Regions from separate parts of the Mus musculus genome. Here region 2 is linked to region 1. The links are chromatin contacts, found by Hi-C or POLR2A ChIA-PET in ENCODE. All regions are on one chromosome and are shown on one strand. Each heading gives the region's core, a stretch centred on a gene start or an enhancer-like site at or near the end of the contact. The rest is flanking DNA. Distances are from core to core; before and after follow the strand shown. Region 1 holds the start of Isoc2b (isochorismatase domain containing 2b). Region 2 holds the start of Fiz1 (Flt3 interacting zinc finger protein 1).

Region 1 (7,819 bases), core at 3,572-6,071:
AATCTTTAACCTAGGCACATACCCTTATTCTGATATTTGCTATTGTGCCTTATGGGTTAATTCATATGGATAAAAACAATATTACTGGGCCTCTGAGACCACTTGGTGGGCGTGTACTAGTGGTTTGACTAAATGTGCCTCTTACAATGCTCTTCAAACTAAGTACAGAGATTGATCAGGACTTAGAGGTGTTAAAAGTTTCAGTTTCTGAATTAAAATAAGTTAGATTCCCTTATAAAAATGGTCCTACAAAATTGGAAAGGCTTAGATTTTTCATGATAAACACAAAATAAAACAAGAAGAAGAAGAAGAAGAAGAAGAAGAAGAAGAAGAAGAAGAACAACAACAACAACAACAACAACAACAACAGCAATAAGAAAAACCCCTATGTATGGCTTTGGAAGAAACCTGTTGTTTCTGGGCTAATTGATCAGGAGTAATTAAAAGTGGTGGTTTTTTGTTGTTGTTGTTGTTTTGCCATGGATGGGGAAATAATTGGTCTCTGTTCTCTTGGTTCCCTGGTTAGCCACTCTGCTATCAGCATTGGCTGGGCCTTTAATTCTCATTCTGATTGGACTAACATTGAGGCCTTGCATCTTAAACTAAAACAGGACGAGTCCATCATTTGACTCATTGACTAAGATCACTGGGGACACCCACTGGCTTAAGCAGGACCACTGAATGAAGAAGGAGACACTGCAGGATGAGTTTAGGCTTCTTAGCTGCAGGGGGATCAGCTTTTCAGGGACCAAAGTCTGAAGCACTTGGCAGAACCTCTTTCTTGTTACACAAAGGGCACCTTGAGCAAGTCAGTTTCTGCATGCCAAAACCTCTCACTCATCTAGGTTCTGTTGGGACCATTACCTAAGCTTTCTCAGCCATAAGAGACTTCCAGGTTTGCCCGGTATGTCTCTGGACTAAGTTGTGCAAAGGCTCTGAGACTCCTTCAAAGAAACAAGTCTAGGATAACAACCACTGACTGTGTGCAAAAGGTTACTTCAGAGCCTGGGTGCCATTGCTCTGAGTTAACACCAGATACAATGGCTCTGCTAAAATTCTGCTTCAACACACGTTTAATCTCAGTACTCCGGGAGGCAGAGGCAAGCAGATCTCTGAGTTTGAGGCCAGATTGACCAAGGCTCAAACAAAACAAAACAAAACAAACAAACAAACAAACAAACACCCTGTCTCAAAAAAACAAAACTTGTGAATCACAATATGACTGAACTTTGGATCCTTCTGCCTCCACTTCCAGTTCTAAGATTCCAAGATTTATTTATTTATTTATTTATTTATTTATTTATTTATTTATTTTTACTTTATGTGTATTGATTGGTCTTGTGCCTGCATGTATGTCTGTGAAACACATGGATGTCATGGTGAGAGAGTCCAGAAAAGGGCGTCAAATTACCTGGAGCTGGACTTACAGAGAGCTATTAGCCACCATGTAGGCGCCAGCTTCCCTCTTCTTTCAAAAACACTGAAGCAGGGAGTGCTGGCACACCTTTAATCACAGTAATTTGGAGGCAGAGGCAGGAGGATCTCTGTGAGTTTGAAGCCAGGCTGATCTATAAAGAGAGTTCCAGGACAGTATTGCTACGGTTACACAGAGAAACCCTGTCTCAAAAAGAGAAAGAAAGAAAGAAAGAAAGAAAGAAAGAAAGAAAGAGAGAGAGAGAGAGAGAGAGAGAGAGAGAGGGAGGGAGGGAGGGAGGGAGGGAGGGAGGGAGGGAGGGAGGGAGGGAGGGAGGGAGGAAGGAAGAGCTATAAAATCAGAATAAATGTGTTGGGTATGGTGAGCATGCTTAAAATCCCAGCACTTTGGAGGTTTATCTGGGTGGTGTGCCAAGAGTTGGAGGCCAGCCAGGACTGCATAGTGACCTTGCCTTAAAAAAGCTAACCAAGAAGAAATCTAAGATTGCATAACGTGTAACAGATTGTCCAGTGAAGAATGAATACAAGCTTTGGAATAAAGTCAACAGCTAACAAAAACAGCCTGTGGGGATGAGGTTCAAAATTGACAGACACTTCTGTTTGACCCAACATCTTCTCCCAGACCTGAAAACTGAGATAGAAGCCCTGCCCACACGACCACAGCCTCTAGACTCCCCCTTAGCCTCAGCCCAGTCATGTCCCACCTCAAGGCCCCTGCTCCCCATTTCCTGGAGGGCCAGTGAGTGTCTGTGTTCCTCCACCTACCCCTGTGTGTGTGTGTGTGTGTGTGTGTGTGTGTGTGTGTAAGTGGGAGCATATACATGAAAGCACATGTGGAGATCAGAGCCCAGCCTCATGTGTTGGCGGTAACCTTCCACACTGAGATAAAGTTTCCTGTTTTCTGCTGCTGTACAAGCCAAGCTAGCTGGCCAGGACACTTCTGGGGGAGTCTCCCATTTCTATCTCCCATGTCCCAGTATGACCACTGGGATTACAGTTCCATGCTACTGTATCTAGCTTTACACGAGTATCAAGGAACCAAACCTAACTCCTCAGACTTGAGTGGCCAATACCTAACCCGTTGAGCAATCCACCCAGTGCCCAGAGGGCTCCTTCCCACTCCTGGGGCTATCTTCTGGTTCTGAGCACAAGGGACACGGAGGCACCACGAGACATTTCTGAGGGGTGGATGAGCTAGAGAGACACACAGAGGATCACAAAGACCTAGCAATCTGCTGAAGGCAGCAGGGAGCTCCGGAGGGACCAGTCTAGAGGCTCAGAACGTCTCATAGCCTGACAGGCATGGTCACCATCCTCAAAGTGACGGAGACACAAACCCTCTGATCCAGAAATCTGTCCCTAAGTATTTATCTGACAGGGACCAGGTTATTATTAATCACAAGACTCTTTGACAGGGCTCTAGTGATAAAGGGCCACAAATTCCCAAATGTAGCCAGTTAGGCCACAGACACTTGCAGTCTGGCCACCTGGTGACCCATAATGCCTTACATAACAGACACTAATAATGTTTAATGACCTATGGCATCATATCCACTCTCAACCACTGTGTAGAGCAGAGAGCTTCTCATGGACTCAAGGCTGGCCAGGGACTCACGTCAACCCTCCTGTGTGAGCTGTTTAAATCCTGGGATTCTAGGTATGGAGTCACTGAGCTGTGATTAGATACATATACTTCTTTCTTCCTCTCCCTCTCTCTCTCTCTCTCAAGTTTTCCACTTTGTGGTTTGGGGTGACCTAGAACTTCTGATCCTCTAGCCTCCACACCCTAGTGCAAGAATTTATCAGCATACAAGTGATTCATGCAGTACTGGAGATCAGATTCAACACCGTTTGCCACAGAATCTTGCTAAATCGCCCAAGGGCACCTGGAATTCAACGAGCAATTCTCCTGCTGAAACTTCCGGAAGGAGTAGCTGGGATTACAAAAACTGCAGCCAGCCAAATTCTCACTGTGGATTCTTTGTAGCCAAAAACAACTGCAAGGGAGGTCTCCAACACAGACATTTAAAAAACAAAACAAAACAAAAACAAAAAAAAACCAAACAAAAACCCACAAACAAACAAACCTGCAAGGGAGGTCTCCAACACAGATAAAAAGTGCGCCAGTGAAATGAAAAGCGCAAGAACGGTATGGCAAACTCCCATCTGTGCTCCCTGAATGGCAAATGTAGATTTTTTTTTCCTTAAAAATTTCTATTTATTTATTTAGTTTCTATATGGGAGAGGGTATCCATGCCATGGGGCATATGTGGAGGTCAGAGACAAGCGAAGGAGTCATTTCTCTCTGGATCCCAAATGTGTGTGTTGATCAGATTTACTTTTAATTTTAAAAAAATATTTATTTATCTATTCCCTGTATATGAGTGCTCTGTCTACATGTATGCCTGCATGCCAGAAGAGGGCAGCAGATCCCATTACAGATGGTTGTGAGCCATTCTGGAAGAGGAGCCACTGCTCGTAACTGCTGAGCCATCTCTCCAGCCCGGACTGGGTTTATTATATGAGTGTTTGACCTGAGACTGCATAGCCACATGCATGTAGTGTCTGTGGAGGCTGGAAGAGGTAGTCGGGTCCCCTGAAACTAGATTTAAAGACGGTTGTAAACCACCGTCTGGGTGCTGAGTACCAAACCCAGGTCCTCTACAAGAGAAACCAGAGTTCTTAGCCACTGAGCCATGTCTACTCGCCCCCCCTTCTCTATTCCCCTCATAGGTTTTTAAGGCTTATGTCCCAAGGGCTGGGTTCTTGGCTTGGGAACCCATTTTTGGGAGGCACAGTGTGAAGGAAATGAGCAAGGGGGCTGGATGGAGTTCAGTGGTAGAGAGCACTTGATTTGCCTGGCTTTCATGACAGCCAGGCTCAGTTCGCCAGATTTGATCGAGATGGACTGGGGACACAGATGGGAGAGGATCCACGATGCTTTAGGGAGAGCGATACAGAGGAGCACGTAATTGTGAGAGAAGCGGGGACCACAACTCCTGGAACCAGGAATTTCAGGCTGTGTGACCCTGGGTGAGTTTCCCTTCCTCTCTGGGTCTCTTTTTTTCTCCAGGGTTAGCTCACTGGCGGGGTTGATGCAAAATTTGTCTCTAGAGAGGGTTGGGGACTCTCCCCGCGGGTCTATCCTGAGACCAAATGGAATGCCATTCCAACCCCCGAACCCGACACCCTGCAAAGCTTCCGTTTCCCGGTCTGAATGACGGGATGGTGGGTTTGCAAACAGCCAGCAAGTAACGAACCGGACTTACTCGAAGGTCCCAGGTTCGAGTTCGGGCCCCTTTTCCAAGAAGTCCCGTGACCTTTTCCCCGCTGGATTCCCACTGACCCCGTACTGGGCCTCCTTTTTGCCCTTTGTAGACACGTAGTCAGAGCCGCGGGTCTACACCCCCGCGCCGAGCCAACCAATCGGCGTTCGCCTCACTCTGTTCTACTCCATCCTGTTAATTCGATTGGTCTGAAGAAACTGGAGCAGGCGGAGAGACAGAGGGTAGGACCAATGAAAATCCACGGAGGGAGGGCCTTGGCTGAGAGCTCGGCTTCTAACCCGGAAGGAGGGTGAAGAACGACCAGAGAGCTAGAGGCTCAATCTTGGCTAGTGTAGGGTTCATGGCACCATCCACTCCATCCGGGGCGACCGGGGAGAGGTGATGCTTTCTGTAACCTAGCTCTAGGAAGGCTGAAGCACGAGTATCGCCAGTTCGAGACTAGCCGGGACTGCGTGGTGAGACCCTGTCAACCAAAACAACAGCCGGGCATGGTGGCGCAAATGTTTAGTTCCAGTAATCATCATAAACCGATGATTTAGTTAATGGTTTAGTTCCAGTACTCAGGAGGCAGAGGCAGGCATAATTCTGACTCTACAACGCGAATTCCAGAATAGCCAGTACAACACGGAAGTAAGTCCTGTCTCGAAAACCCGAAAGTCAAACTAAGAAAACAAAAGAACAAGCCTCGTAAGACATTTTCCCCCACTGCTTGCCAGTTAGCTTTTTCTCCAGGAATTCAGGACTTGTCTCCTTGGGTGGTCTATATAGAAAACTGACTCTGTACTTAGAAGTGGGGGTTAAGAGAGAGAGGATTACTTCATCCAGATATATAAACCTGGTATGGTGGCTCAGGGCCGGTAATCCCAGCGTTCTAGAAGCTGAGGCCTTGAGTTCAATGAATAAGAAAACAAAAGCTGATTACGGTGGCTTAATACCCATGACCCCAAGTACTCAGAAGTGGAGACAGGAGGATTTCTTCACCTTGAAGTTATGAGAAAAGGGCTAGGCATGGTGGCTAACGAGGACTGTAAACCCAGCACTTGGGAGGCTGAGTGTGGGTGAGGATCTTTTGGGGGAGAGATATATATATACACAGAGTTCCAGGTTAGCCTGGGCCACAGAGTGTGACACTGTCGAACAAAGAAAAAGAAATAAGGCTGGAACTGTAGCTCAGGTGGCAGAGTCCTTGCCTGGCATGAATAAAGCCTTCGCTTTAGTGCCCAGCACTGTATGCATGGGGGTGGGGTGAGGGTGGGAGAGATGGGGGATGGGATGGGACTGGGAAGGCAACCGGCAGAGGTTCAAAGTTGGTCTCCCCAGAACAGTGAACTCAAGTGCATCCTGAAACTGAGCCTCAAAAACAAAATGAGCTGAACAAAGATTAAAAACAACAAGCCAGACAGTGGTGGAGGCTCACAGTCGCCTGTAATTCTACTTCCAGGGGCTCAGACACCTTCTTCTGGCCACTTTGGCACTGAATGCATGTGGTAAGCAGACACATGGGCAGACACACACCCAAAATTTTATAAACACACACACACACGAAGAAAAGAACCAGGCATGGTGGTACATACCTTTAATCCAAGCACTCTGAAGGCAGATGCAGGCAGATCTTTGTGAGTTAGGATGTCAGCCTAGTCTACAAAGTGAGTTCCAGGACTCCCCAGAGCTACATAGTGAAACCAAGGGCAGGTGTGTGGGTAGCGGTAGGGGTTGGTAAAAAGAAAAAGAAAAGAGAAAAGAAAGGGCAAATGCCATCACTCTTGTGTTAGAGTCTATAAAGTTAATTGGCAGGTGCTGGCTTCAGTTCCCTTAACAGCTATTCACACCATGTACGTTAGTGCCGACACTGAGCCTGTGGCTCTCGCCTAGCGTAGAATGCACAACTGGGAGGTACCTGTGCCTGGCATTTCAGGAGATCCGTGGGAAGTGGGAAAGCCTGTGAAACCCATAAATAACACAGGCTCTCCCCTCCTCACCCCCAAAGCCAAAGGCAGCCCCTCCAGAGTTCCCACCCTTGTAGTCCGTCCCTGGCACAGCTGTGGATATAACTCAGATGGTGGAGCACTTGCCCAGCATGCATGAAGCTCCGAATTCAATCACAGTGCCATGCAAATCTGTACAAAAATAGAATCTGTATAATATAAATAAACCAAGCCCAGGCCCCCTTCTTGGACCACAGCCCAAAGCCTTCTAGACTCAGGGTCCACCTCTGGTCCTTTATGGGACTCCTTGTACTTTTTCTCCTGTGGTTGTTTAATATACTTTCCAGTTCCATCTATTTTCCTGTCTTTAAGAAAACAGATTTATGCTGGGCATGGTGGCACACGCCTTTAATCCCAGCATTCGGGAGGCAGAGGCAGATGGATTTCTGAGTTCACGGCCAGCCTGTTCTACAAAGTGAGTTCCAGGGCAGCCAGGGCTACACAGAGAAACCCTGTCTCGAAAAACAAAAAAACAACAAAAAAAAAAACAAACAAAAAGAAAGAAAGAAAGAAAGAAAAGAAAAAGAAAGAGAACAGATTTATTTTTATCTTATTTATGTATTACATGCCCCTGTCTCACTGTGTGCGTTTACCCATGGAGGCCTGAATGGACTTTGGATCCCCTGAGGCTGGAGTCACAGGGGGTGTTTGTGAGCCCCCTGACTGTGGTATTCGAACCTCCTCATCATGAAAGAGCAGTCACTTCTCTTAATGCTGAACCATCTCTCTAGCTGCCTCTCTCTCCCTGTTTCAAAAAGAAGTATTTGCTTTGATTTGTGTGCTGTGTGTGTGTGTTGTAGCTTGTGTGCTGTGTGTGTGTGTTGTAGCTTGTGTGCTGTGTGTGTGTGTTGTAGCTTGTGTGCTGTGTGTGTGTGTTGTAGCTTGTGTGCTGTTTGTGTGTTGTAGCTTGTGTGCTGTGTGTGTGTGTTGTAGCTTGTGTGCTGTGTGTGTGTGTTGTAGCTTGTGTGCTGTGTGTGTGTGTGTTGTAGCTTGTGTGCTGTGTGCTGTGTGTGTTGTAGCTTGTGTGCTGTGTGTGTGTGTGTTGTAGCTTGTGTGCCTTTTGCTGCTTTGCGGATTCTCCTTCCTCCCACGCTTCTCCACCCTTTTTCTTCC
Region 2 (7,819 bases), core at 2,696-5,195, 150 kb after region 1:
AAGGTGTGTACCACCACCGCCTGGCTATTTGTCTTTTTTGAGACAGGGTTTCTCTGTGTAGCCCTGGCTGTCCTGGGACTCACTCTGTAGACTAGGCTGGCCTAGACCTCCGAGAGCCACGGGCCTGCCCCAGTCCCCAAGTGCTGAGATGAAAGGCGTGTGCACCACTGCAGGCTCCCTTTCTACTTCTGTCTCTTCTTTGGATACCGACTCAAGCCCTCAGTGTGCTTGCCCCCACACTCCGAACTTTCTGCCTCTCTGAAGAGACACCTCCCACGAGGCTGCTTACAGAACTTCACCCGTGAGCACGCCGTCTTTCTTGAACTAATTTAAAATGGTGGTCTTTCTCTCCCCTTACTGCTTCCCCAGCCCCCTTAAATTCTAGTAAGATGATTCTCAAGTTTCTAAGTCTGCTTTAAATTTTTCTTGTCCAAGACTCTAGGAACCTACAAAAGGGGACTCCATCTCCCCATGCCCAGCCCTGCTATGGGCCAGCTGGCATGTTCTCCATGCTGACCTCATCTAGCAACTGATTCCCACAGAACACAGCTACGGCCAGGGCTCTAGCATCCACAGGCTTCAGTTCAGTTTCTTCCTGTTGTAAAATGGACCACTTCACAGTGCCCTCACTGCATGATGCTCCAACCAGGTGGCTCTCCAGCAGCCTGTGTGTGAAGACACTGCTTGGTTCTGTCTGTTTCCTTTCCGTGAGCCAACCTAAGCTCCCAGGAGTCGAGCTATCATCCCCCCAGGTGCAAGTGACCTGGTGAGATGTTGACAGTGTCAGGAAGTGGACAGGATCCGATCATGCAGCTTCCACGAGGCACTCATTCCACCATGGTGGCATGGGGCTTTGTGGTGCTGTGCCTGCTTAGGCCTGGGGTGGGGTGTTTCACATACTGCTGTAACCCCTCACTTGTGCTCTCTGGGAGAACCCAATTAAGCCCTCTGACCCGCCAAACAGACCTTCTGTGCAACTGTATTCAGGTCTGCTGCTGGTGCCCTGCCTGGGGTGAATGTGACTGGTTTCTCCCAGGAACAGTTACTGCGACACCTGTGAGCACATCAGGGGCCTTCCCACCTCCCGGCTTTTGCACTTGCTGGTCCTTTGACCTACAATGCTTTTCCCAAGAGGACGTCTTACACTTCAAGTCTCAATCCGACACATTGTGCCCTCTGGTCTATAACAAGCTAATGTTCTCCTATACATTAATTTCTATTTTGTTGTCTGAGACAGGGTCATATGGTCCAAGCTGGCCTCAAACTCTGTAGCAGAGCCTGACCTTGAACTCCTGACTCTCCTGCCTCTGCCTCCAGTGCTAGAATTAGGAGATCGTATCACCATGCTCTCATTTTTTCTTTTTTTTTAAATTTGCTTCCCAACATCTCCCTTAGAGAACTCTTTTCTCAGAAACCGCTTACTTGCTTTCTCTTTTCTTTCTCTCTCTCTCTTTTTCTTTCTTTCTTTCTTTTCTTTCTTTTTTTTTTTTTTCTGAGACAGGGTTTCTCTGCATAGCCCTGGCTGTCTTGGAACTCACTCTGTAAACCAGGCTGGCCTTGAACTCAGAAATCCGCCTGCCTCTGCCTGGGATTAAAGGCGTGTGCCACCACTGCCTGGCAGAAACTGCTTTCTTTAACCTCTACCTGGTGCCTGATCATTTGTAGGCCTCGTTGAGTTCCCTTGAAGGCCTGTGTTCCATGTAGGGGAAATTGATCATTGTAGAATAAAGGAGGTGGGTGTACATGGACCTATTGGGTGTACACTAACATATTTTCAAGATGGTGTAAACACACGGCTGCGGGGCAAATTTACTAGCCAGGGCCATCACTAGCTGCCTTTCCCTGAGTGGAATGGAGTCCCAGTGTCTGAGCCACATGTGGCTCCCCGGACTCACCTGGTGGTGCAGCAGGCCAGTGGAGTCTCGGAATCCCTTAGGGCAGGCAGAGCATCGGTAGGGTCGTTCACCAGTGTGTGAGCGCAGGTGGTTAGCCAAGTTGAAGCTATGCTTGAAGCCCTTACCGCATCGAGGACATGCGTGGGGCTTGAGAGCCGTGTGTCGAGCAAAGTGGCGCCTCAGGTCTGATCGGTAACGGAAACTCTTGCCACATTCGCTACAGTGAAAGGGGACCCGAGGCGCAGTGGCAGATGGTGCTGGTCCTGGAGCAGCGATGGGGGCAGGAACCACAGGCAGCGAGGAGTCTTCCATGACGGAAGGTCCGGAGGTGGCTTGGGGCTTTCTCTGGAGTACAAAAGAGACACCAGTAAGAGTCACCTCTCCATTGGCCATCCCTTCCCTCGGCTCTCTTGGCTCAGAAGCAGTTGGCCCAGGTAGACTCTCAAAGTGCTAAGCCACCCCCACCACCGAGCTGCAACCACTACCCTTTAAAATTTTCCCACTCTTTACAAAGCCTCCTCGTTCTCTAACCTTCCTAGCCACGTCCACGTTGTTTTCTTCAAAAGGTGTTCTCAAGCTCTCCCTCAATCCTCTCCAAGCCTGCGCACTACAGACTAAGGCCCTCCTACTGTTGCTTGGGCGTGGGCTGCCTCTTTCAAGCCCCTCCCTCTCTTCCCTAAGCTCTTGATTCTCTTTTAAACAAGTGCCTTCACCTCGTGCTTCTAGGGAGCTCACACTAGTTCTGTAGTTTCAGAAACAAAACCTTTTTACCAATGAAATGGGAATGCCAGTGTTTCCTTCATACAGTGATGGTGTGAGCTAAGTAAAACTGTAGCAAGCTGTACAACGCACTTAGGAAAGCCGAGGCACAGGAAAGACGTAACTGAGCAGTTTGACCAAGTTCCTCTTAGTTTCTTTATTCTCATATGCTTCTTAGTTAACTTGACTTTTCTAAGTTAAATCTTCACTGAGACTTGCTTCCAAATCCCACCTAACTTCTCCTTCAAATAAGTCACATTTTTCTATAATCACCTCTACTTCGCTATTATATTCTTAGCTTGCCGCCAAGCCCCCCCCCCAAGCATTTTTACCTTCGTGATAAAAACCTGATAGTTCCACTAAAACTTTCCAAATTGCACACCTAGATCGCTGCCCCCCCCCCCGCCCCCCGTCTTGTCTTGTTGTTTTTTCTTTCTTTCTTTCTTTTTTTTTTTTTTCGAGACAGGGTTTCTCTGTATAGCCCTGGCAGTCCTGGAACTCACTTTGTAGACCAGGCTGGCCTCGAACTCAGAAATTCGCTTGCCTCTGCCTCCCAAGTGCTGGGATTAAAGGCGTGCGCAACCACCGCCCCGCTAATGCCCCCACCCCCACCCCCTTGTCAAGGTAAGCTTTTCTTTAAGTCACACCTCAGGCAAACTTCACACAACATACTCTGGGCCTCTGTTGTCTTACTGGACCCCAGTTTTCCCCTCATCTTACGAAGTTTCTTCAATTTTTCAACCAAGGCCCTTTCCCCCATTTCATGAGATTCACGCCTCTTTGCTAGGCCCCACTTTATATAAACCTCTCCATTTTCTAACCAGTCTCCACACTTTCTTGAAACCCCTCCCCTCCAACTATAAGCCACGCCTCAACAAGCTACTCCTCCAGTTCTGCCCCGCCCCGACCACCTTAAGCTCCGCCCCTCCTGCGCCCTACGGTGTCTGGTGCAGCCGGCCCCCACCCCCACCCCTGCTCGATCTTGCGAACAAGGCCCGGAAAACTGGCCCTTTGTACCCCTCTCCCTGCCCCTACAAGGTGCAGTCTCGGGCGCCCGAGTCGGGGGCAGGTCAAGCGGCCCAGGAACTAGGCAAGACCACCTTGCTTTTGCGTTGCGGAGGTCCTGGAGACCAGGCAGGCCTCCGGGGGGCCGGGAAAGTCTGTCCGCTTTCCTGTTTAATTACTTACACCTCCCTCTGGGCGCCGACATTTTGGGTAGCGGGGTCAGCGTCACTTCCACCTGAGGGGCCTCTCGACTTCCGCCTCAGCTCTCTTCTACGCCCCCCCAACCCCCCTTTACCCCTCCTTCTTGGCTTCTCTATCCCGCCCCCGCCCCGCCCTTCTGTGTTTTCCTTTCCTATTTCCAGCCGCGGAGGTTAAAGAAGCTAGGCTAGCGCCATCTTTGTTGAGGGCAGGGCAGGGGCGGGGCCTAAGTTACCCGCGGCGCCATATAGACTAAGGGCAATACTCTCAGCGTGCAGCATTTCGTAGCCCACGGTGCGGTTACAAAGAGTTAACATAGATGTGTTTAGATAAGATTGCTTTTTTTTTCTAGTCTTTGACTTCTGCTGGGAAGGATGCGGGAAGAGGGAGAAAAATCCAAGTGGTCAAACTTGTTCAGAGTTAGGAAACACCAAGCACCATTTTACTACTTTAACTCCATGGCTCTTTGAAGCTGATGGGCGCCATATTAATTAGGGGCACTTAGCAGCCATTTCCCGCTTCTCATCTATCCGGTACCTGTATTTGATTGGGTCACCGGGTTGGGAAGGCTTCGTGGGAGGAAAGGCATTTTTGCAGGTGGTTGGGGATTTTTGTGCGTTGTCACTGGGCACACGAAGGCGCCTGATACGCAGGCGCATTTGTTGCTAGCGTGTCGGGGCCTTGGGACCCAGGGCATCCTCTTTGTTCCCCGCGGGCGCTGGCAGCAGGGAAGGGAGGGAGGGGCCCCCGGCTTCCGTGCCGAGGGGCGGGGTCCAGCTCACGCTCTGCTACCTCCCACACCCCCGCCCCGCCGCCGCCTAGGGGCTGGGCCCCCTCTCTCCCGCCCCTTCCCACGCTTCGGCCCGTCGCCCCCGGCGCGCGCGCGCGTACACACGCGAGCCCAGGCAGCATGCAAATGAGGTACCCAGAGGCGGGGGGCCCGGGTGGGGGGGATGGGGGAAAGAGGGTGGTCCCGGCGCGCGCGCATAAGCGCGCACCCGGCACCTGTTCCCAGCTTCTTTGCTCTCTCCTGCGCACGTCGACCTCGCGCCCCGCCGAGCGGTCTGGGCTCGCGCGCGCAGACCCCCTTCTGGCAGCCCCTGCCACCAATGTCCCCGCGCCGCTCATTGGCCACCGTACCCTGAGGGCCCGCCCCGCTTGCGGGCTGGGCCACTCGCGCCTGACAGGCACGCGTCGTACCGGACTTGTGGGTGGGAGAGGGTCGAAGAGCCACTCTGTCACTTCATAGGTATGTTTCAGAAACTCAGCTTCTTGTCCAGGCTTCCTCATCGTGCGAACCATATGATCCTGGACAAGTTGCTTCTGTGTGGACCTCATGCTATGTGCATATTAAAAGGGGGTGCAAGTTTTGGGGGTGTAGCTCAGGCCCAGTATGTGTGAGGCCCTGATTAGGATAGCCAACACCACACACAAAACTTTAAACCAACCAAACAATAAAATAATAAAAAGAGGGGTGCAGGGTCCCCCGACAGAATCTGCTGCTAGCTGCACCTTTGACCTTTGACCCCAAGTACACTCAATTCCTACTATCCTGGGATCTTGTGGGCACTGGGGAAAGTCCTGGAGCTTTCTATTTTCTAGACTGTGCACTAAGGACATTTTTGAAGCTTCCTCATTCCTGTCGATTCTCCCAACAACCTTGGTATATTGACTTTATAGAGAAGGAAACAGACTCAGGCAAAGCCACTTGTAGAATCACATGGTGATTGTTGGCCAAACTGGATCCAAATGAAACCCTTTGAAAATGTTCCCTCAGAGGATTGCTGTGAGGCTCAACGACCAGTGCTGTAGTGCTGGCTCTTATGTTCACAGCATGTCTGGGTTAGTAGGTAAAACCAATCAAACAAACCAATAAACAAAAATCCCCGATTTCCATCTTACAAAAGACACAAATAAGCTCAGAGAAGTAAGGATCTTGGCTAAGGTCACACAAAGGAAGGGACAGACTCAGCATTTGATTTCTGGGTATATGACTTCAAAGCCCAGACTCTTAGCAACTTTCATATATATCTTTCACAAATCAATAGCTTTTGGCTAGGACTTGTCTCTCTTCATGCCCCCCCATCTCTGTGGGGAGCAGGAGCCTTTTGAGACCTTTGTGACCCAGAATTTGATGGGCTGTTTCAAGGCCTACATTCTTAGCTGGATTTTTTCAAAAATTTATTTATTTTTGGCTTGTTTTGACTTTAAAGGCTTTTTGTAGTTATGTTGATGTAATGAAAAACTATGACCATAGCAACGTATAAAGAAAGCGTTTTAATTGGAGGCATGCTTATATTTTTCAGAGGGTTAGTCCGTGATCATCTATCTTGGTTGGGAGAATGGTGACCAACAGGCTGACATGGTGCTGGAACAGTAGCTAAGAGCTGACATCTGATCCATAGGTTTGAGGGAGGAGGAGACTGGCTTGGTGTGGGATTTCGAAACCTCAAAGTTCACACCTAGTGAAACACTACTCCATAAGGCCACACCTACCACATCAAGGCCACACCTCCTAATCCTTCCCAAACAGTTCCACTAATGGATCCAAACACTCAAACATAGAACCCTGGTGGGAGAGGGGGATTCTTATTTAACCTCCATGAAAGAAAAACTAGATCCAAAGGTTAAGAAGTTATGGGACACCCTTTGGTGGAGGGCAGTCAGCATGTCTTACTAACTTATACAGAATGTCTTATATGGATCTCAAAAGTCTTTAGAAGGAATAGGTGAGATACTGGGGTACACGGGGGCTTAGACCCTCACCACACTGACACCGCCCCCTCTCTTCTCTTAGCCGGCTCCAGTACCCAGACTCGAGCTCCCCACTTCTCAATGGACAACCCCAGCTCAGACCCGTTGCCTTCAACTTTGTCTGGGGAGGAAGAAAAACCTCTGGCCTTACTGCCTCCTGTTCCCCGGGGGCGCCGAGGCCGACCTCCAGGGGGAGCCACCACCTCCAATCGGACTCTCAAGTCCTCCCTCCCTCGAAAGAGGGGCCGTCCCCCCAGATCAGAGCAGGAAACCCCGTTGACAGCACCAGTGGACAGCGGTGGCAGCAGCGATCTTCTGTTGATCGATGATCAGGGTGTTCCTTATACAGTTCCTGAAGGGTCAGCAGCAGATGGGCCCCAGGGCTCTGGTTCCAAGAGGGCTCCGCACTTCTGTCCCGTGTGCCTGAGAGCCTTCCCCTACCTCTCTGACCTGGAGCGCCACAGCATCTCACACTCAGAATTGAAGCCACACGTGTGCAAAGATTGCGGCAAGACCTTCAAACGGTCCAGCCACTTGCGGCGCCATTGTAACATCCATGCTGGCCTTAGGCCCTTCCGTTGTGTGCTCTGCCCTCGCCGTTTCCGAGAGGCAGGGGAGCTCGCACATCACCACCGCATCCACTCTGGTGAGCGACCTTACCAATGTCCCTCATGTAGGGTGCGCTTCACCGAGGCCAATACTCTCCGGCGCCATTACAAACGCAAACACCCAGAGCTTGTGGGGATGCCTGTGCGCCTGTGCCCCCCAAACCCAAGAACCCAACCGCTGTGGGACGACGACGAGGGCATCCCTGTTCAAGAAGGGGTACAGGAGGAGAGTCCTGAAGGAAAGGAGCCTACTTGGCCCATATCCTCCACCACTTCTCCCCTGTCTGGGTTTACAGCAGGGGGTTCAGCTGGTGCTGGGCGCGGGCAAGAAGGCCAAGACACCCTTGTTTCTGGTGGTATTCCCACCATGGAAGGGGATCAAAAGCAGGGACCTAAACCTCTGGGTCCTGGTGCCATTGGGCACCCTCCTGTGGACTGAGAAGCTCTGGGAGGCATGGGCTGTGGAAATAAATCCCTGCCTACTGACTTCCACTGTGTGTTCAGTCATGGTGCCTGTCCCTTTCAGTGCTCCTCCATTACCTTGCCTGACAGTGGTGTGTGTGCGTGATTGGAGACAACCCCATCTCACACATCTCCCTA

The links. Hi-C counts contacts between places; a loop is a spot of excess contacts on that map. ChIA-PET counts read pairs that join two places held with the same protein, here RNA polymerase II (POLR2A).
Region 2: a map of gastrocnemius shows a loop between it and region 1 (2.4-fold over the local background). The contact joins the promoter of Fiz1 here to the promoter of Isoc2b in region 1. A Hi-C loop is called at or near these places in 1 of 37 maps with a recorded cell type or tissue (gastrocnemius). POLR2A ChIA-PET finds 5 or more read pairs at or near these places in 3 of 5 experiments (all embryonic stem cell).

What each region holds. Positions count from the first base shown.
Region 1 is chr7:4,861,358-4,869,176 of GRCm38, forward strand. It overlaps Isoc2b (isochorismatase domain containing 2b), which reads right to left and starts at 4,822. Exons shown (of 6, transcript NM_026158.2): 1 at 4,704-4,822.
Region 2 is chr7:5,010,783-5,018,601 of GRCm38, forward strand. Fiz1 (Flt3 interacting zinc finger protein 1) reads right to left here and starts at 3,946. Exons shown (of 3, transcript NM_001110329.1): 1 at 3,843-3,946; 2 at 1,896-2,240. The coding sequence starts at 2,207. Zfp524 (zinc finger protein 524) reads left to right here and starts at 4,726. Exons shown (of 2, transcript NM_025324.2): 1 at 4,726-4,778; 2 at 6,655-7,706. The coding sequence starts at 6,693. The coding sequence ends at 7,658.